4 separate regions of the Homo sapiens genome follow, and regions 1, 2 and 3 are each linked to region 4. The links are chromatin loops, found by intact Hi-C in ENCODE. Cell type or tissue: GM12878. All regions are shown on one strand. Links, peaks and the distances in the headings refer to the core of each region. The heading gives the core; the rest is flanking DNA.

Region 1 (7,872 bases), core at 1,362-6,361, 220 kb after region 4:
TTAAACTTATCAACTCCCTCATTTGTAAAACTGGTGTAACAAGAATACCTACCTCAACAGAGTTGTGATAATTAAATAAGCTGTGAATAAGAAAGGCTTAGCACAGTGCCTAACAAACAGAAATCACTCAATGAATGTAAACTAATGATGTCATTAACTCTGTTTCTTGGGTCATGGCCAAAAATATGTCTTTCCTTTCTATCTTTTTATTGTGACTTATTTGCATCACGATGAAAAGATTTCTTTTCTCTTTATTTTTTTTAATGAGGCTGGATGGGATGAAGGGCTTGATGGGGCTCTTCTTTTCTCTTTTTAATATTTTGGGTGCTACTACCAGCAATGCCACTACCTGGATGAGTCACTGTGGGCAAGTCAATTAACCCCTCCAGCCTGAGTGAATTGGGCTCACTCTCCAAGAATTCCTCCAGCCCTGAAAGTCTGATGTTTCAAAACATTGATTTCCTGTTTTTTTAAATGTTTTCTTCAGAAATAAAGTTTATAAAAAATGAATTCATCTATTTCATGGAGACTAAGTCAGCAATCCTCAGTCTCAAAAGAAAAAAAATTAAATGAGAGAAATGTCTTCTATATAAAGGGGTATAATTACTGAGACTCTTGACTTACAAGGTAACAGGCTTAATTTAGGGAAGAAATTTAGCAACTAAGACTGTTGACAGAAACGGAGGTAAATGTCTTCAAGAATCAACTGTGAACATGAAAAGGCAAGGAAGTCCATCCTCAAAAGAAACATTCTTATCTAAGTTTGAAGATAAACTGTCCTAGGAAATTCTGATGCTGAAAGAGTAAACCCCAACTAACTATGAAAGAGTTTGATACTGAGTTAAGATCTGGGAAATTTAAAAGGTAGATCTCACAGTTATGAAGGATACATTTTTCTAGGATTAGAAAAGGCTGATAAGGGCCGGGCGCGGTGGCTCATGCCTGTAATCCCAGCACTTTGGGAGGCCGAGGCGGGCAGATCACGAGGTCAGGAAATTGAGACTATCCTAGTTAACACGGTGAAACCCCGTCTCTACTAAAAATACAAACAAAAAAAAAATTAGCCAGGCGTGGTGGCGGGCACCTGTAGTCCCAGCTACTCAGGAGGCTGAGGCAGGAGAATGGCATGAACCCGGGAGGCAGAGCTTGCAGTGAGCCGAGATCGCGCCACTGCACTCCAGCCTGGACGACAGAGAGAGACTCCGTCTCAAAAAAAAAAAGAAAAAGAAAAAGAAAAGGCTGATAAGATAGGGTAGTGATAGATTTCATCTGTCATGGCAACTCTGATTATAGTGATAATGACTATCTACAAAGTAAGATTGAGAATCTTAAGAATAAAGAGCAATAATTTCTTTTGCACCAGTTTGGATGGAGCTGGAGGCCATTATTCTACATGAAGTAACTCAGGAATGGAAAACCAAATACTGTATGTTCTCACTTATAAGTAGGAGCAAAGCTGTGAGAACACAGAGACATACAGAGTGATATGGACTTTGGGGCCTCAGGGGGAAGGGTGGAAGTGGGATGAGGAATAAAAGACTACATATTGGGTATAGTGTGCACTGTTTGAGTGACAGGTACGCTAAAATCTCAGAATTCATCACTAATAGAATTCATCCATGTAATCAAAAACCACTTGTACCCCTAAAGCTATTGAAATAAAAAAAGAACAAATTATAAATTAACAATGTCTGCATTGGACAGAAAAATGCAGAATGAGGACTCAGAATGTATTTATTAACCTAGTCTATAAGAAATCTGAGAATGAGGAAGAAAGTCATCCTATTAAATCCATCTGGATAAAACCATAAACTCTTCATGCCCTTACTTTAAAAAATCAAATTTGATCAAAATAGCAGAAGTTTCAGTGAACATCAGAAAGTAGCAAAGGAAATATGTTACGGGACAATATGAATATATTTAATATTACTCGTTTACACTTAAAAATAATTAAGATGATGTGATGGTGAATTTTAGGTGTCAACCGGACTGGATTAAGAGATATCCAGATAGCTGGTAAAGCACTATTTCTGGGTATGTCTGTAAGACAGAGGATGTTTTGAACCAGTGGACTGAGTAAGGAAGATCCACCCTCACTCAATGTTGATGGGCACCCTCCAATCAGTTGAGGGCCTGGAAAGAACAAAAAAGCAGTGGAAAAGTAAATTCCCCCTCTCTCCTCTGAAGTTGAGATATCTTTCTCTCTTCCTTTGACATCACATCTCCAGGGTCTCCTTTGGAGTCTGGGATTTGCATTAGTAGCCCCTTAATTTATCAGGTGCTTGGCCTCATGTTGAGAGTTACACCGTTGGCTTTCTTGGTTTGGAGGCCTTTGGACTTAGACTGAACCATGCTCAGGAAGTCAGGATTCTGTGATTGTTGAGCTTGCAGATGTCACATTATGGGACTTCTCAGCCTCCATAATCTCATGAGCCAGTTCTCCTGATAAACCCACTCTCACCTACCCATCTGTTAATATCTGTCCATCTATTCATCTATCTGTCTATCTATTCATACATCCTCCTGGTTCTGTCTCTCTAGAGAACCCCAACTAATAAAGATGGTAAACTTAATGTCATATGCTTTTTACCACAATAAAAAAGTATGAAAGCAAATAGCACATAAAGGCAAATAAACTCCATATCGAATTATAAGTGTTTAGAATTGGAAGTGCTTTGATGTTCAACTCAAAATTTATCTCCCTAGGATTCTATGCATCTTAGAGTTTGTTCTCTGACAGCATCTCCTGAAATATGATTTACTTTCATTTTAGCTTAACATTTTAGCATAGCTATTTTAATGAGTTTACTTGAATCATTTCAAAGAAAACCCAGAGAAAAATCCAAATATCCTTAGTAGTAAAACATCTTAACTCTCAAATTGGAATTTGAAAAGTTATCTCAGGGTGCATTTCTTCCACTAGCGACTAGGAAAAATTTCAACCTGATATGGATCCAAAGTGTTTTCACAAGACATCTCTAACAAACCCAAAGTGAAGGTATATTGAAAAGTTTTAGAGGTCTTTAACAATTTATACAAGAGGGAAAGCGCAAAGGCATCATAGGACCTGAATTATAATTCCCATTCTACTATGGCAGATTGCGCTGTTGATCTCTCTTGACCCCTCTCTGGACCTCAACTTTTTTTATTCTGAAACCAAAGAGCTAGAATAGAAAACCTCTAAAAACTCAAACAGCATGATTACTGCTAAGATAACTTAATTACTAAACCATTGTCTGTCAAAACCAAGCACCTATTGGTTTTTATCCGTATGGAATGTTGCTGCCACCTAGTGGAAATATGCCTAAATTGTAGGGTCAGTTGCAATAGTGATTGATCATCCTCAAACACATTACATCCTCACTGTGATCCAAGCACTGTACCATGTGCTTCTCAAGCACCTGAACTCAATATTATCATGAAGTTCAATTCTGAGAAATAAACTAGATCAGGGAGAGGGGCAACATACTAAGCATAATGTAAATGGTAAATAACAATAATAAGCAAATATGTTTGGATAAGGGTGACGTAACTGAAAACAGGTATGTCATAAGTTTACATTCATGGTATAATTTTTTTAAAGCAGATTTTTAAATATTTAAAAAGAGATACAATGACATAACAAGAGAGCAAATGAGAAGAGTAGGCATCAGAAGTAAAAATAATTGGTAGTGGGGACCACACGTCATGGGCTGAAATCCATCCGATTGCCAGTGTGTGGTCTTGGATGCCTCAGTTGATCTTACATAAGCTTTTCCTTTATCTCTGAAAGTGCACCAAATATATCAACATTGTATGTTTGTGTGAAGAGCATATAATATACAATCTATATGAAAACCATTATATAATCTATTCAAACATGAGGGGTTATCATGTTGATTTTTAAATTGCCCATTTGTCTCAGAAGAAACATCTCCAGCTGTAATATTCTGATAATTAGTTTATTAGAAATAGCATGAGAATCTATATTATTGTTGTCCCTGGCTAACTATATGTTTTTATTAAATACCAGTTAGCTATATGTTTTCATTAAAATGTCATCTAATTTGGATATGGTTTTCAAAAACTTTCATTTTTAGTCAATCTTGGCACAGTATTTTTTAATAAACAATTACCTTAGGTTTCAGGGTCATTTTTATTATTCATGTACTTAGTATTATCATAGCCCTAATTATTTGTAAATAATGTAAATTTTATGCCCCTGAAAAACACTTGAAAATATTAAACTCTCATTAAATTGCTAGGTAAAACTTAAACTAAAAAATGAATCATTAGGAAATTTTAAGTGTTAATTCCAAATCAAATGAAAATATGCTTAATCATTGATATAGTGAAAGTTGCAGTGAAGATTTTAAATAATGTTAATGCAAAAAATAAAGCACAATTTTCTCTACTTATCAGGGTATTTGAGGACTCATATGAATTGACAACATCATGAGTATAAATTTTCCAAGAAGGCTTTGAACATTGCACTGACTAAACATCCATTGAAATGAATTTCCCTCAGGAACTCTTAAAGGGAGCATCTCAAAAGAAAAGAATCACAAGGTACTCATCTACTTTCAGAACAATGACCTGAGCTCAGAAGAGAAAGGAGGTTCTGGAAAGAACCAGTTTTCTATCACTTAAATTATCCTTCAGCCCAGCCCAAAGACACATTCCTGAGTCCTGGCCCAAAGGGACTGGGAAAAGAATGCTGGAAAAAAGAAACTGAAAAGAGTATTGACGTGCAAGTAGTACTAATGCCAGCAGTTTGGGTAGCATCAGGGTATGATGCTCTCAATGCAGATACCTGTGTCTTCAATGCCAGCATCTTAGCCATGAGACACTGTTGTGCATCAGAGCTAGTGACATGGTGACTATCTGCAGGAAATACCATCCTGATCCATAACAGGAAAGAAGGAAAACAATAGATAACACAATAGTAGATTATTATACAAAGAGTATGTGAGCCACTCCCTGATGGCTTCCAGAACTAGGAGGAATTTTGAGGACTATGTGGGTATAGAAGGAATTCAAAGGAATCTGGGGTAGTAAGACACCCTGGAAACTTTGTCTGATAACTATTATTGTGATCATGTTTCAGTCTTCCAGCTGATGTGGGCAAGAACAGTGGTTATACATAGCATTATTAATTTAAACTCTGAGATAAGAGGAAAGAGCCTAGGTAAAATGTGTAGAAGATGAAAAACAGACCACAGACAAGACTTTGAGGATTATTCCCACATGTAAGGGTATAGAGGGAGAGAGAATCTTTGACGATTACAACGAGCCTACCATCTCTCATGTCCATTCTGTTACCCCAACACACACACACACACATACACATACATACATAACATATTTTCACCTACAACTGTGAGGGCTGAAGGCAAGAAAACAATAAACAAATGCAGCTGGTGACTCCTCCTTGGTACCAGAGTAACTCCTGGCTATGTCTTTATTGAACTGCCTCCCATGGCTACCCTGGCTTTTAGAATTGAAAATTGCAACTGCTTCTGCTTTAGGATTCCACTCCTGAAGATCGACTGCATGGCTCTTGTTCTCTTCTCTCTCTTAGAATTAGGTTCTTTGGGAATTACCTTCTCTCAAATCCAACTACCTGGTTAGGGATATACATTATATACATATTTCCAAGTTGGATTTATCCTCAAAAATATGTAAGTCTGGTTCGACATTTTAAAATCAGTCAATGAATCTCTCTTTATCAATAAAGTGAAAATCAAGGAGAAAATATATAAAATCAATCAATTCAGTATATGTCTTTTAAAAAATCCAGCATCCATTTATGATAAAGACTCTTGGCAAACTAGGATTAGAAAGAACACCTGCAATCTGATATAGTTCATAGGTTAATAACAAAAATACCCTACAGCTATTATGACACTTACTAGTAAAAAACTAAATGTTTTTCTCCTAAGATCAGGAAAAAGGCAATGATGTCTGCTCTCACCATTCATTTTATACATTGTACTGGAGTTCTTATCAATAAAGCAGGAAAAATAAGTAAAAGTTACATAGATTGCAAAGAAAAATATAAAACTTCCTTTATACAATGTATTAGTCTGTTTTCACATAGCTATAAAGAACTTCCCAAGACTGGGTAATATATAAAGGAAAAAGGTTAATTGACTCAGTTCTACATGGCTGGGGAGGCCTCAGGAAACTTACAGTCATGGTGGAAGGTGAAGGGGAAGCAAGGACCTCCTTCACATGGCAGTAGGAGAGAGAGAGTGAGACAGCGAAGCGGGAAGAGCCCCTTATAAAACCATCAGATCTCATGAGAGCTCACTCGCTATCATGAGAACAGAATGGGGGAAACTACCGCAATGATTCAGTTACCTACCGTCAGGTCTTTCCCTCAACACTTGAGGATTACAATTCAAGATGAGATTTGGGTGGGGACACAAAGCCTAACCATATCATCCACAAATAATATGAGTGTAGAAAATCCCAAAGAATCTATAGCATAGGTTCAAGAACTAATAAGTAAGTTAAGCAGTGCCCCAATAAACAGTCAAATTATAAAAATTAACTGTAGTAAACAATTGGTAATTGAGCTAGTAATTAACAATTAGTAATTGAACACTATTAGTAAATAATTGGTAATTGAAATTTTCAAGTGTATCATTTACAATACAATAGCATTTTTAAAAACATGAAATACTTAGGTATAAACCTAATGAAATAAGTACAAGATCTGTGTGCAGCAAACTATAAAACACTGATGAAAGAAACCAATTATCTAAATATGTGGAGATATATAGCATGTGTATGGATTAGAAGACTCAATGTAGTGCCATAATAAATATCAATTCCCCCAAAATAGATCCTATATTCAATACATTTTAAATCAAATATCAACAGGATTTTCTGTAGATATTTTCAAATTGATTCTAAAAATTTTTATGTTGATGCTGATCATTTTGAAAAAATAAAAATAATAAAATAAAATATTTATGGAAAGATAAAGGAACTAGAAGAGCCAAAATAGTTTTGAAATAGAAGAACAAAGTTGAGGGACACACATTACTTGCTTTAAAAAGATACGCATACAGCTACAATAATTAAGAAAGTATGATATTGGAGAAAGAAAAGAATACATATATCAATGAAACAGAATAGACAGTTCTGTTCTGAAGAACAGAAATAGACCCACATACTTACAATCAAATGACTTTCATCAATATGCAAAAAACAGCTCAAATGAGAAAGAATATACTTTTCCACGAATAATGCTAGGACAATTAGATGCCACTGTGCCAAAATATGAAACAGTTTTTACTTCACACCATACACAAGTAATTAAATCATACAACTAAATGTAAAATATAAATTATAAAATTTCTAGAGGAAAACATAGAAAAAAATCATTATGACTTTGCATTATGCAAAGATTTCCTAGGTGTTACACCAAACACACAATTAATAAAAGGAAAAATGATAAATGAGACATTGCAAAAATTGAGGATTCTGCTCTCAAAAAATATTAGTGGAATGAAAAGACAAGTTACAGATTGGAAAAAATATTTTCAAATTATATATTTGATAAAGGAATTGTATGTAGCATATATAAAGAACTTTCAAAACTAAGTTTTACATTTCAGAAATTTTTTAAATGGGCAAAATATATGTGAACATATAATTCAGCAAAATAGATACATGGATGGACATATGATACTCAACACCACTATTCATTAACAAAATAGAAATTAAAATCAAAACTAAACCCCACTTGTATCTATTAGAATGGCAAAAAATAAAAATAAAAAACAAGTAGCATATAGTAAGTGTAGCCATTCTGGAAAACAGTATAGATATGCCTCAAAAAACTAAACTTAGAACTGCTATATGACCCAGCAATCCCACTAC
Region 2 (7,872 bases), core at 1,017-6,016, 350 kb after region 4:
ACTTTATCTTCCAATAGCAGGCTTTTCTTTTCCAACCTTTATACGTTGCTTTGTCTTAGGATATTTTTTCTTTTAAATTGTATTTTATATTCAAAACAGATCAATAAACACATCGTCAGAGTCACAATTAGTAATATTCTTGGCAAGAATTGTGCAGCTTTTGGCACCGAGGAATGTTTTCAGGCACTTTTTATTAAAAGTGCGATGAGGAAACTGAGACTCAAGAAATATTTCAGATGAAGACACGTAAAGACGCAAGATTCCTACATCTCCAACTGGACGCAGTCCTTCACCAGATTCTTAATGCTCTGGTGGGCCCCTGACTTGTGTCTCTTGCGGTAAAGACTAATGCTTTTGAACACTGTCCTCATGTCTGTCGTCGATGAAAAAACGTGCAGCCCCAGAGAGCTGACTATACTGGTGATCAAACCCAAGACCTTCCGCCTGTGGAACAGGCGTGTTGGCCACCTCAATAACAAATCTTGTGCCACGTATTGCCATTTAACATCCAGTAGTATAAATAGGGTGATTACGGAACTGGGAAGAAATCATTCTACGACTTCTGATTCCTTTGAGAGGCTTAAGTTCATCATGCATCCTCATAATGACTTTGACTTCTGATTTCTCGAGCTTATTCTTTGCATCCTTATAATACCTTACTAAATACTTCGTCTCATTAGTTTCTGCCCGCCTAAGAGACAAGGAGAACAGCCGTCTCTGGGTGTGTATGGCGTAGGTGCAAACGTGCAAGGGTACTGGGGAGAGAGGCGAGCCTCCAGAGAGGCTAAGAAGTGGACCGTAGCCCTGTCTGTTCAAAGGGGTTGAGCCAACAAAAGGTCTGCCGAAACCCGGGATCGAACCAGGGACCTTTAGATCTTCAGTCTAACGCTCTCCCAACTGAGCTATTTCGGCGAAGACATGAGACAGTCCCGCCCTGTCAAGGAAATTTAAAAGAAAAAAAAAAACCGGGCGTGGTGGCTCATGTCTGTAATGCCAGCGCTTTGGGAGCCCGAGGCGGGTGGATTACCTGAACTCGGGAGTTCGAGACCAGCCTGGCCAATATGGTGAAACCCCGTCTCTACTAAAAATACAAAAAAAATTAGCCGGGCGTGGTAGCGAGCCCCTGTAATCCCAGCTACTTAGGAGGCTGAGGCGGGAGCATCGCTTGAACCTGGGAGGCGGAGGTTGCAGTGAGCCGAGATGGCGCCATTGCACTCCAGCCTGGGCGACAAGAGCGAAACTCCGTCTCAAATAATAATAATAACAATAATAATAATCCTGTTTCCTCCCACTTCCAGGCTTTTAGTTCTTCATTTCACCTTCCAAACTGTATTATTTTTAGCCCTGAGGTTTTAAGAGCAATCAGTAAGAAAATTAATTCCTTTCATGTGAGGAAACTTTCCCGTTCTGCCTTTTCCCAGGCCACATTGTGTTGTCTTCCTCATGCTTTCTCTCTTCCCAGGGCCCTAATAAGAGTAAGAACCGCCGCTTTCTAAGAACCTACTGTGTGTCCAGCAGGGATCTACAGCATTGCATTCAATTCCGTCCTCCCCCACGCCTGCCTTTAATTGATATGATAATATACAAATTTTTTAATGAATAACAAATGTGCCACCAATCACCTAGAACTATTAGGGAGGCTCCAAAGCATCAAAGGCTAAACTAAACACCATGGCTGGAGAGGGAATGAACTGGAGGAGGGAAAGGAGGAAAGACTGGGGGGACCCAGAGCTCTCCACCCTTGTCCTCTCGCTCCAGCCTGGTCTGTTCTTGCTCATTCAGAAACTGGTTGGAGTAAAAAGATTCCCCTTTTCAAGATCGCCAAAAGTGGAACTGATCGCTTTCGAAGGGACTCCTTCAGGAAGAAGGAGAAAAATTCGAGAAACTTACCTGTTTCTCTCCCTGGAATGCCTTCTGAACCCTGAGATTTACTTTCCTCAATAAAGAAGCTCGCCTCGCCCACCCAGCCCACTCTTCCTAGGAGCAGCGAGGATCGCTGTCCCTCCAGCACATACTAGTCAACTCGAGTCATCTGAATATGGGCATATTGGGCACATATTTCTTTGTAATGGTTCCTCTCCTATTACAATATGTATCTGTTGTTTCATCGTTAGATTGAAAGCTCTTTAAGAATTATGGTAACAGTGTTACAGCTCTTTCAGAATTTGTTTAGCAGGTTTTCTGGTTTTCACAGGAAAATAAAATAAAAACAATAATTATAATAATGGCTACCGTGTTTTGAATGCTTGCTTTTAGGCTATTAAGCACAGTACATGCATTGGTATCCCATTTAATTATCACAAGCTTATGAGATGGAAGCTATTATTATTCCCTTTCTCCTGGGGAAACTGAGCTTTAGAGAGCGGGAGGTAATGCTGGGATCTGTGTGGACCACGGTAGAGCATTCCTGTGGGCAGGGTGAAGGCCCTGCCTCACGATTGGGTGCTGTCGCCATCCTGGCCTTTCCCCACTAATCAGGACTCACTGGGCACCACAGTCCACCAGCTAAGAGGGCAGCCTCTTACACGTTCAGCCCACATCCCCATCCTGTCAATGAGGAGATCAAGACCGACTTTCTTCTGTTGCCTGGCTGAAGCCAGGAAGGCTCCATCATTAGCCAAGCAAGGGATGCAACCGGTCCCTTCACTTCACAGGGAAATTAGCTCACCTTGATGACCTTACATTCTAAAAACCGCTGCAGAAGCCGATGTTTCCCCACACCCCGCCTTTTTTTTTCTTTGAGACAGAGTCTCGCACTGTCGCCCGCGCTGGAGTGCAGTGGCGCGATCTCGGCTCACTGCAACCTCCGCCTTCCGGGTTCAAGCTATTCTCCTTCCTCAGCCTCCCGAGTAGCTGGGATTACAGGCGCCGGCCACCACGCCCAGCTAATTGTTTTTGTATTTTTACTACAGATGGCGCTTCACCATGTTGGCCAGGCTGGTCTCGAACTTCTGACCTTGTGATTCGCCCGCCTCGGTCTCCCAAAGCGCTAAGATCGCCTGTTTACCTTTTTAATTTGTAGTAGGGGAGCACTAACATTTCATTTTTCCCATTTCAGTCCCTTGAATACGCTCTCTCTTAATACACACCCTCTTCCTCCCACCAACAGAAGCTGCTGTCTCCACCTCAACTTCTTCCTTTGTTCAGATCACACTTTTGAGAGGGGAGTCAGGGGTGGATTTGACCTGGTTTAATGAGGGGAACGGCTCAGTTTGGGGCTTCAGTTTCTAGATGATCATCACTTCCTTTTTATAGTGCAGAAAACTCTTTCCTAAGGTAGTAAGGAGGGCTGGGAAGGTACAGGATCCCAGCCATATTCCTCAGGCACCCAATCGGAGAGAACCCAAGAGGGAGGGTCAGCAGGAGCCATCACAGGGGAGCGAAGAGAGGCTGTCACTGTGGCGGCCTGGTCCTTTGATATATCCGCTGTTGGGATACAGCAGCCCGGCTGGTGGCTACAGAATAATCTGCCTATTACAGCCCCCAAAGTGATGGATTAGAAGTTTCCCGTATACCTCTGCACAAAGGCCTATCCCCATAGAGGGCTTACCCTCCGAGAAGTGTTTGGGGTCGCAGTTTACACAATCCAGGACTTTATTCCCTTCTTTTGCAGTGTGTTAACAAACAAAAGATCCTAAAATTGGTTCTTACTCTTTTAATGAGGAAAAAAAAGATACCGCCCGAACAGGGACTTGAACCCTGGACCCTCAGATTAAAAGTCTGATGCTCTACCGACTGAGCTATCCGGGCTCACGGTAGTAACGTTGCTTCCATTAATGAAGACTCTGTTACCATTATGCCGTGAACTAACAGGCAAGGTGCAAGGTGGTGAACGAGTTCCTGGGCTCTTCTTTTGTGTGTGATCCAATCCAATTCCGATGCAGAAATCCGGCGAGGGCTGGGAGGAGGCTAAGTCGGGCGTGGGGAGGAAGGGTGATTAGCTTGTTCTTTGGCAGCTGAATACACATTCGTTAAATAAAGCAAGTTCTCCTTACATTTAGAGACTGCGTGGCAAACGTGAATCCTCAGTTCTGCAAAACCGCGCAGGGGAGAGAAAAAGCCGCCCACGAATTGAACTGTCTGCACCGCCTACGCGTGTCTTAGCCCTGAACCCAAAGCGCATCCAGTTGGAAACCACAGTTCAGTGGTTAAAGACATCAGGCTGCCCCTTCCGAGGAGACGCCACTTCGTGATTCCTTGCCTCCATCCCAGGTGCCCACCTCAAAAAAGTAGCGCGAAGCAGATTAGCTGAAAAGAGATGACGGGTGGTAGCCGTAGCTCGCCGGCGATCCGGTGAGCGCGCCCCGGACCCACCCCGCCCCCACAGCCCCGACTTCGACGCACGCGCAGCTCCGTCTCAGCTCGCTAGCCGACCCGCCCCTCCCACTTCTCCCCTGTACACGCAGCTGTTTTCTTCTGACAGATCCCATCAAGAACTTTCAGTCCTCTAGGCCTCGCACGTGCTGTCCCATCAATACCTGAAATGTCACCTTCCTTTCAACTCCTTTCCCCTCGTTACCTCCAAGCACCTATAGAGAAGGAAAAATAATCTTCCTTCTACCAGTTTGAGTTCTCAGCTGGGACTCCTGTAACAACAGACAGAATGAAGAGAAAAACAAGTGTATTAACATGTGCATTTCATATATACATGGGACATACCCAGGGAATGAGTAATTCTAAAGGTGTGGCTGAGAACTCCATTTTATACAGCATCGTCAACAAAGAACAATACGTTTTTGGAGAAGTGACAACACAAAGGAAAAGGACCTTAAAGGCTGGGCGCGGTGGCTCACGCCTGTAATCCCAGTACTTTGCGAGGCCGAGGTGGGCGGATCACCTGAGGTCAGGAGTTCGAGACCAGCCTGACCAACATGTGGTGAAACCTCGTCTCTACTAAAAATACAAAAATTAGCCGGGCGTGGTGGCGCGCGCCTGTAATCCCAGCTACTCAGGAGGCTGAGGCAGGAGAATCGCTTGAACTCGGAGGCAGAGGTTGCAGTGAGCCGAGATCGCGCCACTGCACTCCAGCCTGCGCGACAGAGCGAGACTCTGTCCCAAAAAAAACAAAAAAAAAGAAAGCAAAAAGAAAGGACCTCGGGTCTCCAGGGACAGCAAATTGTGGGAAAGCAAATATATGGGAAATTAATGTTAGATAAAGGCAGGTTCCTAAAGCTTGTTAAATGTACTTCTGTGGTCCCCTCTGTTCACGTCTCCAAGCTGTTAAGGACCTAAAGTTGTCTTAGGTTATCAACCTTTGTCCTTCCTGGTAGAGAAAGGAGGAGGAACGACTTTGTAAATGTATATCCTGCTTTTAGGCAGATAGGGGGAGGCTATGGAGCTTTATTTTAATCAGCTTCTTCCCAATTGCCTTTAGCGCAAAATAATCCTTAGGCCGGAGTGGCATATTTTCGGGTGGTATATACTTCTACCCTTTACACCTTTGAGAATGCAGCTTGGCCAAAGCAGTAGTTCACGCCTGTAATTCCAGCGCTTTGGAGGCCGAGGCGGGCCAATCACTTGAGGTCAGGAGTTTGAGACTAGCCTGGCCAACATGGTGAAACCTGGTCTCTACCAAAAAATACAAAAATAGCCAAGTGCGGTGGCGCACACCCGTAGTCCCAGCTACTCGGGAGGCTGAGGCAGGAGAATCGCTGGAACCCAGGAAACAGAGGTTGCAGTGAGCCGAGATGGCTTTTAATCAATGCTTTAATAGAGAAATATGCAAGACCTTTGGTAACCCAGAGAAATCACTAGAAGGAAGGCAGAGTAGCACCTGGCAGGGGGTAAGGCATTAGAACTGTGCCTTGAAAGGTGAGTAGGAGTGTGCAGGCATGCAGGAAATGTGATTCAGCCAGAAATACCGTGTCTTCTTCTCTGAGCTTGAATTCCAAATGCTTCTCACCAGGATTCCCCCTCTCCTCTTCAGGCTGAAAACAGACAGGGCTTGCCTTTTTAGGGCAAAGGCTAGGCCCAACATTTCCTAGGAATATGCCTCCCACTTTTGGTCCCAAGGTGGTTGGCTTTTGCTCAGAACAATAGTAACAATCTCATTCTTCACTCTTACCTGTGTGTATAAGTAACACTTTAAAGCATGCTGTCAGGTTCTCCAAAGAAACAGAACCAGTAGGACAGAGACAGATAGAAACAGAGGTAGAGAAAGATTATTTTAAGAGCTCGGTTCACACATTGTGGGGGTCAGCAAACCCAAAACCTGTAGGGCAGACTAACGGTTTGAAAATTCAGATAAGAGTTAAGGTTGCCATCTTGAGTTTAAATTCAGCAGGGCAGGCCAGGTGCTGTGGTTCATGCCTGTAATCCCAACACTTTGGGAGACTGAGGCGGGTGGATGACCTGAGGTCAGGAGTTCCAGACCAGCCTGGCCAACACGGTAAAACCCCGTCTCTACTAAAAATACAAAAATTAGCCAGGCGTGGTGGTGCACACCTGTAGTCAAGCTACTTGGGAGGCTGAGGCAGGAGAATCTCTGGAACCCAGGAGGCAGAGGTTGCAGTGAGCCCAGATGGCGCCACTGCACTCCAGTCTGGGTGACAGACCAGGACTCCCTCTCAAAAAATTAAATAAATAAATAAATAAATAAATAAATAAATAAATAAATTCAGCAGGGCAGTAAGCTGGAGACTCAGGAAGGCAGGTTTTCTATACCAAAGTTTTTTTTGTTTGTTTGTTTTTGTTTGAGATGGAGTCTTGCTCTGTTGTCCAGGCTGGAGTGGAGTGGCTCAATCTTGGCTCACTGCAACCTCCGCCTCCCAGGTTCAAGCAATTCTCCTGTCTCAGCCTCCCAAGTAGCTAGGATTACAGGCATGCGCCACCATGCCTGGCTAATTTTTGTATTTTTAACAGAGATGGGGTTTCACCATGTTGGCCAGGCTGGTCTGCAACTCCTGACCTCAGGTGATCTGCCCGTCTCGGCCTCCCAAAATGCTGGGATTACAGGCGTAAGCCACCGCGCCTGGCCTATAGCAAAGTTTTTAGGAGAATTCCTTCTTCTTCAGAAACTCCAGTCTTTGCTCTTAAAGGCTTCAGCTGATTTAATGAGGCACATTATAAAGGGTGATCTTCTTTACCTGGAGTCTACTGATTTAAACGTTAATCACATGTAAAAAATACCTTCATTGCCAGGGGCTGTGACTCATACCTGTAGTCTCAGCACTTTGAAAGGCCGAGGCAGGCAGATCGCTTGAGCTCCAGAGTTCGAGACCAGCCTGGGCAACATGGCGACACCCCGTCTCTATAAATACAAAAAATTAACCGGACGTGATGCTGCGTACCTGTGGTCCCAGCTACTAGGGAGGCTGAGGCCAAAGAATGACTTGAGGCCCAGGAGGTTGAGGCTGCAGTGAACTGTGATGGTGCCACTGCACCCCACCCCTGGGCAACAGAACAAGACCCTGTCTCAAAAGAAACAAACCAAAAACACCTTCCTAGTAACATCTAGAATGGCGTTCGACCAAACCTCATGAAAAGTTTAATTCTCTAGTCTATTAGATGATCAGTTGGGGTTTCTTCTTATTGATCACCATTGGACTTTCAAGAGCCCCTCATCAAAATACATCTTTCCACCCAAGAACTCAACGATTTTGGGGCTGAAGCCCCATATCAGCTAGCATATTGGCAAACATTAACAGAAAGAGGAGAGGGGTATAAATAGGCCTAAAAACCATATGGCTGGCTTCATTTTGCCTTTTACCACACTGCGAGTTCTTAGAATGTGACACATGGATCTCCTTCCTCTCCCTCCATGGTCCAGCCTGACTAAAAAGAAGGCACTCCCTAAGTGTGTTTTTCCATTGCCTTGCCTTGAGTGGAGTGGCTCATCTTTTTTTTTTTTTTTTTTTTTTTTTTTTTTTGAGA
Region 3 (7,872 bases), core at 905-5,904, 76 kb after region 4:
GGGATGGAGGTTACCCATGGGCTCAGCAAGATGGACTTTCAATCATCAAGACTGTACTGGCTATGGCCACTGCTGAGTGCCCAATTTGCCAGCAGCAGAAACCAACACGGAGCTCTCGATATGGCACTAATCCTCAGAGTAATCAGCCTCAGTAACCTACCTGGTGGCAGGTTGATTATATTGGACCTCTTCCATTAAGAAAAGGGCAGAGGTTTGTCCACACTGGAATAGACACTTACTCCAGATATGGGTTTGCCTACCTTGCACACAATGCTTCTGCCAAGACTACCACCTGTGGACTCACAGAATGCCTTATTCACCATCGTGGTATTCTACACAGCATTGCCTCTGATGAAGGCACTCACATTATGGCTAAAGAAGTGTGGCAGTTGACTTGTGCTCATGGAATTCACTGGTCTTACCATGTTCCCCATTATCCTGAAGCAGCTGGATTGATAGGACGGTGGAATAGCCTTTTGAAGTCACAACTACAATGTCAACTAGGTGACAATACTTTGCAGGGCTGAGACAAAGCTCTCCAGAAGGCTGCGTATGCTCTGAATCAGCATCCAATATGTTTCTCCCACAGCCAAGATTTACGGGTCCAGGAATCAAGGGGTGAAAGTGGAAATGGCACCACTCACCACCACCCCTAGTGTTCAGTAGCAAAATTTTTACTTCCTGTTTCCACAATGTTATGTTCTGCTGGCCTAGAGGACTTAGTTCCAGAGGGAGGAAGGCTGCCACCAGCTGACACAACAATGATTCCATTAAACTGGAAGTTAAGATTGCCACCTGGACACTTTGAGCTCCTCCTACTTTTAAGTCAACAGGATAAGAAGGGAGTTACAGTGTTGGCTGGGGTGATTAACCCGGACTGTCAAGACGAAATCAGTCTACTATTCCACAATGGAGGTAAGGAAGAGTATGCATGGAATACATGAGATCCATTAGGGTCTCTCCTTAGTATTGCCATACCCTGTGATTAAGGTCAATGGAAAACTGTAACAGTCCAATCTAGGCAGAACTACAAATGGCCCAGACCCTTCAGAAATAAAGGTTTTGGTCACTCCACCAGGAAAAAATCCACAACCTGCTGAGGTGCTTGCTGAAGGCAAAGGGAATACAGAATGGGTAGTAGAAGAAAGTAGTTATCAATACCAGCTATGACCATATAATGAGCTGCAGAAATGAGGACTGTAGTTGTCATTATGATTTCCTCCTTCTTTTGTTAAAAACATGTTTGTGCATGTACACACTTCTACTAAGAAAATATCTTCATTTCATTTCAGTTTTCCTTTATCATGTGACATAAGATTTTTTGACTTCATATCAGAATTTAAGTATTGTTAACTTTATGTAATAGTATTTGGGTTGGGGATTGGTGCATTTCCAGTTGTATGAAGGATAGTTGTATTATGTTAGGTGTAGTTATGACTTTATTATTGTCCTTTTTGAAGATTATGTATGATCTTAGGAGATGTGTATGGGTTCAAGTTGACAAGTGGTGGACTTGTGATGGTTAATACTGAGTGTCGACTTGACTGGATTGAAAGATCCAAAGTATTCATCCTGTGGGTGCCTGTGAGGGTGTTGTCAAAGGAGATTAACATTTTGAGTCAGTGGGGTGGGAAAGGCAGACCCACCCTTAATATGGGTGGGCAGCATCTAATCAACTGCCAGCCCTGCTAAACGTGAAGAGATTAGGCTGGCCTAGCCTCGCAGCCTACATCTTTATCCCATGCTGGATGCTTCCTGCTCTCAAACACTGGACTCCAAGTTCTTCAGTTTTGGGACTCAGGCTGGCTTCCTTGCCCCTCAGCTTGCAGATGGCCTATTGTGGGACCTTGTGATCATGCGAGTTAATAAGAAAATCATATATATATATATATATATATATCATATATATATTTTATATATATATCATATATATATTTTATATATATCTTATATATATGATACGTATCATATAATATATATCTTATATATATGATACGTATCATATATATCTTATATATGATATATATATCTTATTAGTTCTGTCCCTCTAGAGAACTCTAATACAGCAATTAATATTTATACTAAGTATGCTTTCTTAGTTCTCCATGCCCTTAGCACTATCTGTAAAGAGAGATGCTTCCTCACAGCCAATGGGTCTCCCATTAAACACCATCAGGAAATTGACAGGCTACTATTCTCAATCTTCTTTCCATGGGAAGTGGCAGTAATACATTGTAAAGGCCACCAAAAGGGGACAGATAAAATAGCTGAGCGAAGTAAGTTGGCAGACCAAGCTAAATTGGCAGCAAGAGTGCCCCGTATTTCTGATCCACTTGAGGTCCCCCTGATCTGGAAGGGCTCCATAAAAGAAAAACCCTCAATATTCTCCTGTGGAGACATAATGGACCACCTCTCAGGGAAAGAGCTTTCAGCTCTCAGGATGGTGACAATCAGAGGATGGCAATAGGTAAAAATTTATTTAAAACGATCAAACAGATACTTAATGTTTATGAGGCTTGCCTTAAAAATAACTCCAACTAACAGATTCTTCCCCCAGAACACAAAGAATAGGATGCTATTCTATTCCAAGGAAAGACTGGCAGATGGATTTCACCCATATTCCAAGGATAAGGGACATCCAGCATCTCTTCGTATGGGTGGATACCTTCAGTAAGTGGGTAGAAGTATTCCCATGCCAGACAGAGAAAGCCTCTGAGGTAATAAAAGTACTAATCAATGAGATAATTATTTGCTTTGGACTGCCTAAGTACCTCCAGAGTGATAATGGTCTCGAGCTTACTGAACCACAGGGCAATTTCCTCCCACACTCAGCAAGGAAACACCTGAGTTAAATAAAAGAGCCATCCCTGCGATATTTAATGTCACACCGATGCCCATTGCCAGGTTACCAGATATAATTTGGAGAGTCTCATGCCATCTCTGCCTTTAGCAACCTGGTCAAGTATCTGCTGGACTTCTAGGCCACAGAAAGATGGCCACAGAGGGGTGAAGAAATAGGCTGAGGGTTCTTGGGGAGAAAGACACAGTGAGGCAGTAGGAGGTGGGGAAGAAAAGAAGACGGACTTTCACAATGGAATTAGGCACTGGGGAGAGATCAATTTCCCCACGTCAGGGAGAAGAAAGTATAGGTGGGGAAAGGGGTGGCCAGGAGCAGAAGGAAGAGGACTCAAGATGGAAAGGGAGCCGCTGTGCCTGTGGCAATACCACTTGGAGAGGTCGTTTTCATACCTTCAAGCCTTTTCCCCTGGGGTTTTGATTGTGTGGGTGCCCCATTTCTTGTCCTCTCTGCAGATGTCCAGTGAGATTTCCTCCTCCTCGTGCTGTTCTTGTGTGGCTTTCTGGGCAGTAGGGATCTTGAATTTCCTTTCTAACACTACGCCCAGCAAGGCGGGGAGCATTCCTCTGCCCTTTCTCTTGTGCCAACCTGGAAAGGTGCAGTCTAGATTTCAGTGAGAACCCTGCCAGCTGAGCCCTGTGCATCTACTACCTTGACACAGGGTGTTTTCCCACCAGAAGCCCTGCTGTGCTCTCCTGGCCCAAGTAGGGGATTCCATGCCTTCCCTTTCATGGTCTTAGCACCAGCAGCCTAGTTTCTCCCTTCCAGAGTCTCCAGGGATGGCAAATGTAAGTGGAGACAAACCTCGTCAGGTGCCCATCCCCTAAAAGGTTAATTGTGTATACGTGGCTGTGGGTGCCTTTGTGTTTTCATTCTCTTCCGCTTTTTGTTAAATTTGGTTGTCTGTGTGGTTTTATACTTGGTCAAAAGTACTCGTCTTGGTGATGCACTATTGTATGCATGAGAGAATTGGGGGAATGCGCATGTGGTACAAGAAAGAACCCCTGACCCCTTTCCTTCTCTGTGGTCCCCGGCATTAGATTGGGGGTTCTGGGAGAGGCAGGTGAATGTCCTAATGTGAATTGTTCGGTTTGTAACTGGAGTGTTTTGAAGTCTTTGGTGTTGCTCTGAGAGAGGACATCGCCACCTGGTGTTCATGAGGTGTCTGTGCAGAACAATAAATGGCAAATGAACAACCACAAAATTGTTGCTGTTGTTAACCTTCCGCCTTTTGTAGATTAGTGCACCTATTCTGTGAGGGATTTGGGTTGTCTTCCTGAGGGCAACCACAAGCCCTACCACTGGATGCGGGAAAAGTCCCTTCAGCACCCACTTAAAAAATATATCTTCCACATTGTTCTCACCCACACATTTGACCTGGTTAGACTCTTCACCTAACGGAACAGACAATATGGCTGGGAAAATAAGTAAGTGAACATGTGGGAGAAAAACCATCGTTAAAATTGTGAATGTTCATTTTTAAAGGTTCCTTCGCCTGACTACAATATGAAGTATGTTTGAATTGTTGCTTCTGCCTGTTGTTTCTCAAATAAATGTTTAATGTTAATCATCTCAAAACTGACAAGAACACAAAAATAAAATGTAAATGCAGAGCCTCCTTTGTCACCCAAATCTGTGTCTATTTCTGATAGTCCATGGAATGTGGTTTTCTTGGAAGCCAGGGTTGGTCTCCCCACAGACCCTAGCCTAAGGTTACCAGTTAGGGACCCAGGACTTGGAAGGCAGAGCCTGTGAGCTCTTCCATCAGGGATCTGACTCCGCAAAACGACTTGATGAATGCAACTGGCAAACTCCCATGTTCGGACTTCATATGCATGAGCCGTTGGACAGAGGGTTTCTTAGTACATACTTTAATGCATATTTATGTGCGATCTTGTTAGTGGGAATATAAGTTTGTGAAGAACTTCTCATTTCAATAGGCAGTTAATGCATTAAAAGTCTGGGAATTTGGGGCTGTATTTTTCCTTTCTGACTCAATAATCTTCAAAGAATTCATAGGAAAGTCAGTATTTGCAGACAAGTGGTTAACTTGGCTAAAACGTACAAAACACTCAGAACCCACAAAACACTCAGAGGTTTAGAAGAACGTTTTAATGCTTAAGAGGCAGAGTTAAGTAAAGGGGCTATAGAAATCAGTGTCCTTGGCTGGGCAGTCAGGAGAGCAGGGCTCAAATTCTGTGACTCACTTCTCTGTATCTCAGTTGGAAATGAATGGGTATCCTGGTTCCCACCTTCCCACACGCTGTGATACTTCAGACTCCTTGGATGATCTTTTCAGCCCAAGATCTTGATTGTGAACATTAACAAAGAGAACAGTCATCCTTCATAGAAGATAAATCAGTAATGATATTTGATTCAGTGAATAAATGTATCCTTTAAAAAACATTTTGTGGAGGAACATGACAGTGGTGGAGTAATTACAATCAGATGAGATTGGTATTAAAATTGAGTAAAGCCCCAACTGTTGCCAGCTGACAATCATGTGTCCTGCTAACTGCCCCAGGGCTCTCAGCCTGGAACTGAAATAAATGTGTTACAAATGGTGCTGGATGCCTTTTTCAGTTCATTTGAAAACATGGATTTGATCGTGTCAGCTCCCTTTCTGTGGGGAAAAAAAGTAGGGTCCATAATTGGTGTTACCTACTCTGTTTTGGTCTTAGGGAAGAAATAATACTTAGATGTGGGCTTACTTTAACTTCTTGCCTTTTTCACACCCAGAACAATGCAAACTTATTGAAATGTGGCATGTGCGTGTGTGTGTGTGTGTGTGTGTGTGCATATAGCAGGAAGACGGGAAGGGTAAGGACCATCCTTGGAAGAGGAAGGGGTTGTACTTTGGTAACATAGAACATAAAACCATAAAATTTGGTCTATCCAAATCTACAGCTCCTTTCAATGCCCCATTTGTGATGAGCTAACAGGACGGAATCAGGTAGTTGGTTGTGGGTAAGAATTTCAGTTTCTCCTGAGCATGAGAATCTTTTTCAGTTTTTATCTGTCTTTCCTTACTCCTTGTCTACAAACTGTCCCTTCCCCATTGACCTACTAATAGAAGCTTGTATGTTAAAATATTTTTGGAGGACTTCATGACACTAGTCAGAAGTCCAAGAGTGGTCTGGTCTAAGGAAGACTTCATGGGGAAGCTAGAAAAAAGTGGAATTGGTGCAGGCAACATCTTTCTTTTCAGATGCTGTTTAGATGACATGGAGGAGATAACACAGTCTGTCAACAGGGAGCCCTAAAAGTTAAAAAACAGTGGCCAAGCAGGACTTGTGTCTTTTCAGGGTTTTGCCAGGCTCTAGAAGCATGAAATCCAGACAACTTTAAAGGGGGTGTGGGAGAGGAGAGAGAGATGCATTTAAGCAGAAATTCTTACAGCACACACGTTGGAAACCACTGCAGACTTCAGAGTAAATGCATAGTTTCCAAATCCAAATGTTAACATTCCCCCTTCTCTGTTTTTACACAAATGCATTCAGGTGAAGAAAGTGATACATTGGGAAAGGACACCTGCTTCTTATTTTAGTCCCAGGATGGCTTTTGCTTCAAGAGTCCCAACTGTTCCCTCTCCCCAACCCCACCCTTGTCCATGTAGCAATATGAATTGCCTGGCCCAGAGACCTAAACAAGAAGTCACAAATTTCTGTGTGATTTGGTTGCACTTGCCATTTCAACACTTAGGAAAATAGAAGTAATCAGAAATGACCATGCTGTTTGGAGATGAGAGAAACCCTTTTCAGGGAGAGATTTAAGCTGGACTCTGCCCCTGCTCTTCGTCAGGATTGTCTCCAGTTGCTGCAGTGCCTGGAACCAAACTCTGCCTCTTCCAAAATGCCAAGTATCCCCTCTTCTTGAATTTCCGGGTGCCACAGATGGCCAGGGTGATGACAACAGCCAGAATGGTGGTGGCTCCCACTACGATACCAGCCGTAGCCCCTCCTGACAGACCACCACCATCCTTATGGATGGCACTCATGGTGCTGCGCAGCTCTAATTGTTCTCCCAGCCTCCACTGGTGGGTCTGGGAATCTTTAATCTAGGATCTCGCATTCTCAGAACTGGTCACTATGACAGTGTTGGCATCAGCCTCACTCATAAGGGGTGGCTGGGTGAAAGGCGGGAGACTAGCAGGGGGAAGGAACTTTTCTGTAAAGAGCCCAGCCTTGACACAGTAGGACACTTGGCATCCATTGCTGATGAGGGCTAGGTGCTGGCTGAAGCCTCTCGGACACTTTTTCAGGGAAGGTGCCCCTAAATCTTTGGATGTGGCTGGAACCACCAGGGGTTCCCAACTGTGCAGCTGAAGAACCCACCAAAAGGGACCGCAAACCTGCTTCCCAACTCATAGTCCTGAGAAACGCATACCTTGAGGTTTTCAAAGAGTCTCCATGGAAAGTAGCCAGTTGGGCATGACTGTGCATTTGTCATGGGGTTTATGCTCTTGCTGTTGAAGAGGCCCCTGAAAAGCAGTCCTGAGTTGTCAGGTACTTGGCTACTGGCCACACACCAAAAAGCCCTAAATTCACCCTTTGCCGCCTGGAACACATCTTCACACACGGTCTTGCAGAAGACAAGGAGGGTGCACTTCTTATGACACTCCAGATGGTTGCAACACTCCTCGCAAGTCTTGGATAGAAGGTGCACTGAGGAGCAGCCAGAGGGGCAGGAGAAATCACCAGTGAGTGGATTCTTCTGCTCCAACTTTGGGCAGAGAACAACATTTTTATTCCCTGAGAACTGGCTGCATTTCTGATAAACCCCAACGAAAGAGAAGTTGGTCATTTTCCCTTCGCAGGAGACATCATCAGTGTTGGCCTGAAAATTGAAGTAGGGAGAATTGAGATCTGTGCAGCCAGGGTTGGTATTGAATGTGTAATAGCGTTTCACAGCTGTTTCCACTGTCTTTGACACCTTCTTCACCAGGGGGCCTGGCAAGTCAGGTAGCATGTTGGGGTTGATGAAGAAATGCAGCGGCAGGCCAGAGCGGTCGATGG
Region 4 (7,872 bases), core at 1,346-6,345:
TTTAGAACATTCTGCAAGCCCCAAAACTTTCTTTGAGCCTCAGTTTTCTCACCTCGAGAAAGTCAGAGTGCTCCAAGATGTCACTAGAAAAATAGTGCACAGCTTCAGCTTTGGATAAATTAATACTACATTGAGGTAGTGGTGGCAGTAATGAAGGGCAGAACTTCAGAAGTTCTCAGATCATAAGCGCCTTCAACTCCTAGATCCTGTCTTTCAAAATGCAGCCGTTATGTTGGCAGATAACATTTATCAATTAGTGCGTTGTAGGCACTGGTGTGAAAATACTTTTCATGGAGTGTCCAGTAAGATGTTCACAACGTTTAGAGGCAGATTGTACCATTGCCATTTCATAAAAAAATTAATGTTCAGAGAGGTGCTATAACTTCTCCAAGGTCACACAGTTATTCAGTGACAGAGCCAGGACTCAGCCTGTAGCTCCCAAACTCCAAGTCCAAATCTCTTTCTTTCCCCTGGGCTGCTTAGGGTATCATGATGCAGGAAGGGATGGGGCCCTTGGGAGGATTCTCTACCGTCCAAGGGATAGTCTTTGACTGCCAATTAATGTCTGCCTTTCATGTCCCACTTTTATCCCTCTAGGTTCTGAAGCTGCTGCTCGTGGCCTGGGATCGCCGCCTCATTTTTGCCATTGGCACCTCCAGCACCACAGGCGAGTCAGACACCGTCATCTGGAATGAGGTCCACCACAAGACAGAGTTTGGCTCTAATCTCACTGGCCATGGCTACCCAGATGCCAATTACCTGGATAATGTGCTGGCTGAACTGGCTGCCCAGGGCATCTCTGAGGACAGCACTGCCCAGGAGAAGGACTGAGGCCAGAAAAGCTTTGAGGTGGGAGGGGCCATGGAGACTGCAGGACAGGAAGTGAGGAGAGTGAGTCAATGTAGAAGAAGTTGGTGTCCTGCCCTCCCAACTTTCTATCCTCCCCTCCTGCCCTGTGTCCATCCCTCATCCCTCCCAACCACAGTGGGAGCCAGACTGAATATAGCGACATCATTCATAAATCTCATCCAACACAAAGGGAGATGGGATGAGGGCCATCCTGGGTCTGTTCCCATGGAGTTTTTGGTGCTGGGTAGGCAGGAATCCCCTCCCTACCCCACCTCCCAAGTAGGGGCATGGTCAGCACACCTAGGGTATGGGCAGTGCTTAGGCACTCCATATCCTGGCTTTGGGAAGCCGGGGTTTCTTGCCTCAGCCGGCTTCTTGCTACTTCCACTCTGCTTTGAGACTGGAGTTTCTGCTATTCTCCCTCTGCTGGAGGCAGGGAGCTCTCACTGTGCAAGGTTGGGGGGTGGGCAAAGGGGTGAATCACTAAACTGCTGTGACATCAGAAACTGATGCCTTGGTGTAGAGCAAGGAAGCACTTCTTCCCAAGAGGGTCGGAGAAGGAAAAGCCTCTGGGAGCACATTCTGCTGTCATCACAGTCCTTGGCTTCTCTGGGCCCTCCTCTCCTCCTCACAGCTCTCACCTGTCCAAAGAGGCATCTGGTTCTCTCATGTGGATGGATGGACTCTGGGGTTCCTCTTTGGAGTGGCATCCCATGATGCTGTTTCTAGACCCTCTCTGATCAAACCAGAGCCTGCATCCCACTGAGCATCTGAACTGTCCTCAGGGAGAGGAGCCCACAGCCTTCTTCCCAACTCATTCTAGACCAGCTCAAAGATTCCATGAGTTTCATCGAGTCACTGTGAGTGGAGCCCATGCTGGGCTCTGTGCCCTCTGTGTCTGTGCATGCGCGTGTGTGTGTGGGCGTGTGTGCATTGCTGGGCCAGCTTGAAGGGAAGGCCCGTCATGTCCCTGCACTCTGTTTTGCAAGATGCCAAACCCCAGTTCTGATGGGGCTCCAACAGCCAGGCTGTGGTCCTTTGACGTTCCTCACCTGTTGCCAACCTATCCCGTAGTGAACTGAAACCCCAATGAAGACAGAACTGTGCCTGGGGAGATGCAATGAGGTGAGGGCTGAACTCATCCTTTTATATTTCTTTTCAAGATTGGATCAGAGCTCATCTCCATCCAGTCTTGTTTCTATGAAGGCTTCAATCTGTTTCCATGCAAATTTGCTAATCAGAGCCCAGAGCTGCTGGGTCCCTCATCTCCCTCATCTATTATAGATTGACTTACAGCAGGGAGAGAATCTCTTTAGCTCATTCCTAATGGAGTTGGGATCACAATATGGTCTGGTCCAATCTGCATCTTGTTGTGTCCCAAGACCCTATCTCCTCCCCAACATTCTTATTGCCTTTGGCTCCCAGTAAGGAACGAATTGGGGGCCAGGGAGGAGAACAGGGGGGATCAAGAAGGGAAACCCAATTCCCCCTTTGAAAGTGGGTTCTTTGAACTATGTGTTTGGGGGAAGTTCCTCTGGATACTAATTTGAATTTATATACCTCATGTTTTGGGGGTTTGACGTATATATATATATATATATATGCATATATATTTCATAATATTTGGAAGGTTTTTGATGCTAGAAAAATGGAAACAAGAGAACCTTCAAAAATGGTACTTAGATGGGAACTGGAGGCCAATCTTTCATAAAGCCAGCCCCATAGCTGCTTGCTGTTAGGCCTCCAGCCATTTTGACATTGGGGTGGATAGTCGATTCACCTGCCTGTCAGTCGATTCACCTGCCTGTCACCCAGTTCTGTGGATGTGCTGGTGCTGAGCCTTTGCTCTCTTTCCAAATGGTTACAGGGATGTTGATCAGCTCCACCAGAGGGAGCTCTGATGGGAGGAATTGCTCTGCCATCCTTGTCCCTGTGTCTCCTGTCGGCAGGCAGCCATTGTATCTCACCAGCAGACCAGGAGACTGGTCCCAAGGTTACTGCACCACAGGGCAATTTCCTGCCATAGTTAGGAAGGAAACACCTGAACTAAATGGAAGAGACATCCCTGCGGTGTTTAATATCACACCCATGCCCTTTGTCAGGTTACCATGTACAGAGATTACTTGGAGAGCCTCATGCCGTCTCTACCTTCGCACACTGGTCAAGTATCTGCTGAGCTTCTTGGCCGCAAGGATGCAGAAATAGGCTGAGGGTCCATGGGAAGAAAGACACAATGAGGCAGTAGGAGGTGGGGAAGAAAAGAAGACAGACTTTCAAAATGGAATTAGGCACTGGGGAGAGATCAGTTTCCCCACATCAGGGAGAAGAAGGTATAGGTGGGGAAGGGGGTGGCCAGGAGCAGAAGGAAGAAGACTCAAGATGGAAAGGGAGCCGCTGTGCCTGTGGCAATACCACTTGGAGAGGTCGACTTCATACCTTCAAGCCTTTTCCCCTGGGCTTTTGATTGTGTCTGTGCCCCCTTTCTTGTCCTCTCTGCAGATGCCCAGTAGGGGCTACCTCATCCTCGTGCTGTTCTTGTGTGGCTTTCTGGGCAGTAGGGATCTTGAATTTCCTTTCTAACACTGTGCCCGGCAAGGCGGGGAGCATTCCTCTGCCCTTTGTCTTGTGCCAACCTGGAAAGGTGCAGTCTAGATTTCAGTGAGAACCCTGCCAGCTGAGCCCTGTGCATCTACTACCTTGACACAGAGTGTTTTCCCACTAGAAGCTCTGCTCTGCTCTCCTGGCCCAAGTAGGGGATTCCATGCCTTCCCTTTCATGGTCTTAGCACCAGCAGCCTAGTTTCTCCCTTCCAGAGTCTCCAGGGATGACAAATTGGATTGGAGACAAACCTCGTCAGATGCTCATCCCCTAAAAGGTTAATTGTGTATTTGTGGCTGCGTGTGCCTTTGTGTTTTCATTCTCTTCCCATTTTTGTACATTTTGGTCTTCTCTGTGGTTTTATACTTGGTCAAAAGTACTCGTCTTGGTATTGCACTGTTGTGTGCATGAGAAAACTGGGGGAAGGCTCACTGGTACAAGAAAGGACCCCTGACCCCTTTCCTTCTCTGTGGTCCCCGGCATTAGATTGGGGGTTCTGGGAGAGGCAGGTGAATGTCCTAAGTGAATTGTTCTGTTTGTAACTGGAATGTTTTTGAAGTCTTTGGTGTTGCTCCGTGAAAGGACATCGCCACCTGGTGCTCATGAGGTGTCTTTGCAGAACAATAAATGGCAAATGAACAACCACAAAATTGTTACTCTTGTTGGCCTTCTGCTGTTTGTAGATTAGTGCACCTATCTGTGAGGGATTTGGGTTACCTCCCTGAGTCTGTAAGCAACCACAAGCCCTGCCACTGGGTGGGGGAAGTCCCTCCCCAACCACTTAAAAACAAATTTTCCACATATTACCCACCCACACATTTGACCTGGCTAGACTTTGTTTGCCTAAAGGAACAGACCACATTGCTGGGAAAATGAGTAAGTGAACGTGTGGGAGAAAAACACTTTTAGAATCACGAATATTCACTTTTAAAGGTCTCTTTGCCTGGCTGCAATATAGTGTGTGTTTAAATTATTTACAGGCTGTTGTTTCTCAAATAAATGTTTAATATTAATCATTCCCAAACTGACAAGAACACAAAAATAAAATGCAAATACAGAGCCAGCTTTGTCACCCAAATCTGTGTCTATTTCTGATAGTCCATGGAATGTGGTTTTCTTGGAAGCCAGGGTTGGTCTCCCCACAGACCCCAGGCTAAGGTCACCAGTTAGGAACCCAGGACTTGGAAGGCAGAGCCTGTGAGCTCTTCCATCAGGGATCTGACTCCGCAAAACGACTTGATGAATGCAATTGGCAAACTCCCATGTTCGGACTTCATATGCATGAGCCGTTGGACAGAGGGTTTCTTAGTATATACTTTAATGCATGTTTATGTGCAATCTTGTTAGTGGGTATACAAGTTTGTGAAGAACTTCTCATTTCAATAGGCAGTTAATGTAATGCATTAAAAGCCTGGGAATTTGGGGCTATATTTTTCCTTTCTGACTCAATAATCTTCAAAGAATTCATAGGAAAGTCAGTACTTGCAGACAAGTGGTTAGCTTGGCTAAAATGTACAAAACACCCAGAACCCACAAAACACTCAGAGGTTTAGGAGAATGTTTTAATGCTTAAGAGGCAGGATCAAGTGAAGAGGTTACAGAAATCAGTGTCTCTGGCTGGGCAGTCAAGAGAGCGGGCTCAAATTCTGTGACTCACTTCTCTGTGTCTCGGTTGGAAATGAATGGGTATCCTGGTTCCCACCTTCCCACACACTGTGATACTTCAAACTCCTTGGGTGAAGGGCCTCTTCTCAGCCCAAGATCTTGATTGTGAACATTAACAAAGAGAACAGTCATCCTCCACAGAAGATAACTCATTAATGACATTTGATTCAGTGAATAAATATATCATTTAAAAAAATATTGTAGGGGGATCATGAAAGTAGTGGAGGTAATTACAATCAGGAGAGATTGGTATTAAAATTGAGCAAAGTCCCAACTCTCACCAGATGACAATTATGCATCCTGCTAGATGCCCCAGGGCTGTCAGCCTGGAACTGAAATAAATGTGTTATAAGTGGTGCTGGATGCCTTTTTCAGTTCATTTGAAAACATGGATTTGATCATGTCAGCTCCCTTTCTGCTGGAAAAAAAAGTAGTTTGCATAATTGGTGTTAACTACTCTGTTTTGATTCTACAGAGTAAGTAATACTCAAATGTGGTCTTACTTTAACTTCTTGCCTTTGTTACCCCCAGAACCATGCAGACATTGAAATGTGGTGTGCGTGTGTGTGTGTGTGTGTGTGTGTGTGTGTGTTCATATAACAGGAGGACAGGAAAGGTAAGGACCCAGAACAATGAAGACTTATTGAAATGTGGTATGTGTGTGCGTGTGTGTGTGTGTGTGTGTGTGTGTGTGTGTGTGTGTTCATATAACAGGAGGACAGGAAAGGTAATGACCATCCATGGAAGATGAAGGGGTAGTACTTAGCACCAGAATCTTTTCCAGTTTTTACCCATCTTTCATTACTCCTTGTCTCCAAATCATCCCTTCCTTAATAACTTAAAATAACTTAAAATATTTTCTGAGGACTTGATGACACCAGTCAGAAGTCCAAGAGTGGTCTGGTATAAGGGAGTGTTCATCAAGGGGCAGCTGGAAAAAGTGGAATTGGCACAGGCAACATCTTTCTTTTCAGATGTTTGAGGTCACCCAGAGGAGATAACAGTCTGTCAACATAGAGCCCTCAAAGTTAAAAAGCAGTAGCCAGGCAAGACTTGTGTCTTTTCAGGGCTCTTCCAGGCTCTAAGAGTGTGAAATTCAGACAGGTTTTTAAAAATCAAAATAAAAGGAGAGTAGTTCTTACAGGCAGAAACTCTTAGAGCTCACAAATTGGAAACAACTGCAAACTTCAGAGTAAATTCATAGCTTCCAAATACAAATGTTCACATTGTCCCTCCGCTATTTTTACACAAATGCATTCAGGTGAAGACAGCAACACACATTGGGAAAGGACATCTGCTTCCTATTTTAGTCCCAGAATCACTTTTGCTTCTAGTCCCAACTGTTCCCTCTCCCCAATCCCAACCTTATCCATGTAACAGTATGAATTTCCTGGCCCAGAGACCTAAACAAGAAGTCACGAATATACCTACTTTTGGTTGCACTTGCCATTTCAATGCTTAGGAAAACAGAGTGGTCAGCAATGACCACACTGGAGATGAGAGAAACCATTTTCGGGGAGAGATTTAAGCTGGACTCTGCCCCTGCTCTTGGTAAGTGGTGTCTCCAGTTGCTGCAGTGCCTGGAACCAAACTCTGCCTTTCCTCAATTGCCTGATATGCTTTCTTCTTGAACTTCCGGGTGCCGTAGATGGCCAAGGTGATAACAACAGCCAGAATGGTGGTGACCCCCACTGTGACCCCAGCTGCAGCCCCTCCTGACAGACCACCACCATCCCCATGGATGACATTCATGGCCCTCCGCAGCTCTATCGGTTCTCCCAGCCTCCACTGGTGGGTCTGGGAGTCTTTAATCCAGGATCTCGCATTCTCAGAATTGGTCACTATGACAGTATTGGTGGCAGCCTGACTCATGAGGGGTGGCCGGGTGAAAGGTGGGAGCCTGGCAGGGGGCAGGGACCCTCCTGTGAAGAGCCCGGATTTGACGCAATAGGACACTTGGCATCCATCGCTGATGAGGGCTGGGTGCTGGCTGAAGCCCCCGGGGCACTTTTTCAGAGACGGTGCCCCTAAATCTCTGGATATAGCAGGATCTACCAGGGGGTTCCCAACTGTGCAGCTAAAGAACCCGCCAAAGGGGACCGCAAACCTGCTTCCCAACTCATAGTCCTGAGAAACACATACCTTGAGGTTTTCAAAGAGTCTCAGTGGAAAGTAGCCGGCTGGGCATGACTGTGCATTTGTCATGGGGTTTATGCTCTTGCTGCTGAAGAGGCCCCCAAAAAGCAGTCCTGAGTTTTCAGGTACTTGGCTGCTGGCCACACACCAAAAAGCCCTAAATTCAGCTTTTGCCACCTGGAACACATCTTCACACACGGTCTTGCAGAAGACGAGGAGAGTGCACTTTCGATGACACTCCAGGTGGTTGTAACCCTCCTCGTGGATCTGGGATAACAGGTGCACCGGGGAGTAGCCAGAGGGGCAGGAGAAATCACCAGTGAGTGGATTCTTCTGCTCCAACTTTTGGCAGAGGAGGACATCCCTATTCCCTGAGAGCTGAGTGCATTCCTGATAAACCCCACCGAAAGAGAAGTTGGTCATTTTCCCCTCGCAGGAGCCATCATCCGTGTTGGCCTGAAAATTGAAGTTGGGAGAATTGAGATCTGTGCAGCCAGGGTAGGTGTTGAATGTATAATAGCGCTTCACAGCAGTTTCCACTGTCTTTGACACCTTCTTCACCAGGGGGCCTGGCAAGTCAGGTAGCATGTTGGGGTTGATGAAGAAATGCAGCGGCAGGCCAGA

The links. A loop is a pair of places that touch in the nucleus more often than their neighbours do. Peaks named below come from ENCODE experiments on the same cell type or tissue, not always from the same donor. Only the 100,000 strongest peaks of a DNase experiment are listed, where the experiment ranks them.
Region 1: a loop joins it to region 4, with 6 times the contacts of the local background. A loop is called at or near these places in 18 of 110 quality-filtered maps.
Region 2: a loop joins it to region 4, with 4 times the contacts of the local background. A loop is called at or near these places in 3 of 110 quality-filtered maps.
Region 3: it touches region 4 in a loop (6-fold over the local background); 52 of 110 quality-filtered maps call a loop at or near these places.

What each region holds. Positions count from the first base shown.
Region 1 is chr11:59,426,827-59,434,698 of GRCh38, forward strand. No RefSeq gene overlaps it. Among named protein-coding and RNA genes, the nearest start is that of OR5A2, 4.4 kb to the left of the region's middle. In GM12878, for the core only: a CTCF peak has its summit at 3,292 (motif pointing left); a DNase peak (open chromatin) is centred at 3,295.
Region 2 is chr11:59,556,658-59,564,529 of GRCh38, forward strand. LINC02739 (long intergenic non-protein coding RNA 2739) reads right to left here. Exons shown (of 5, transcript NR_187292.1): 2 at 5,862-5,927; 3 at 4,479-4,586; 4 at 3,996-4,220; 5 at 3,641-3,909. TRK-TTT3-4 (tRNA-Lys (anticodon TTT) 3-4) reads right to left here and starts at 3,750; the gene lies at 3,678-3,750. LOC102723575 (a long non-coding RNA gene) reads left to right here. Exons shown (of 4, transcript XR_950136.2): 4 at 4,002-4,089. It overlaps TRF-GAA1-3 (tRNA-Phe (anticodon GAA) 1-3), which reads right to left and starts at 912; the gene lies at 840-912. It also overlaps the pseudogene RNU7-58P. RefSeq lists a silencer at 759-888. In GM12878, for the core only: no CTCF peak of the experiment used is centred there; DNase peaks (open chromatin) are centred at 3,804 and 4,424; H3K4me3 peaks cover 2,953 bases; H3K27ac peaks cover 1,240 bases.
Region 3 is chr11:59,280,713-59,288,584 of GRCh38, forward strand. It overlaps the pseudogene LOC643709. Among named protein-coding and RNA genes, the nearest start is that of MPEG1, 72 kb to the left of the region's middle. In GM12878, for the core only: a CTCF peak has its summit at 4,003 (motif pointing left); DNase peaks (open chromatin) are centred at 3,491 and 3,879; H3K4me3 peaks cover 1,718 bases; H3K27ac peaks cover 1,633 bases.
Region 4 is chr11:59,204,079-59,211,950 of GRCh38, forward strand. DTX4 (deltex E3 ubiquitin ligase 4) reads left to right here. Exons shown (of 9, transcript NM_015177.2): 9 at 598-4,510. The coding sequence ends at 831. MPEG1 (macrophage expressed 1) reads right to left here. Exons shown (of 1, transcript NM_001039396.2): 1 at 4,432-7,872. The coding sequence ends at 6,637. Among named protein-coding and RNA genes, the nearest start is that of MPEG1, 4.9 kb to the right of the region's middle. In GM12878, for the core only: CTCF peaks have their summits at 2,740 (motif pointing right) and 4,041 (motif pointing left); a DNase peak (open chromatin) is centred at 4,153; H3K4me3 peaks cover 2,698 bases; H3K27ac peaks cover 3,247 bases.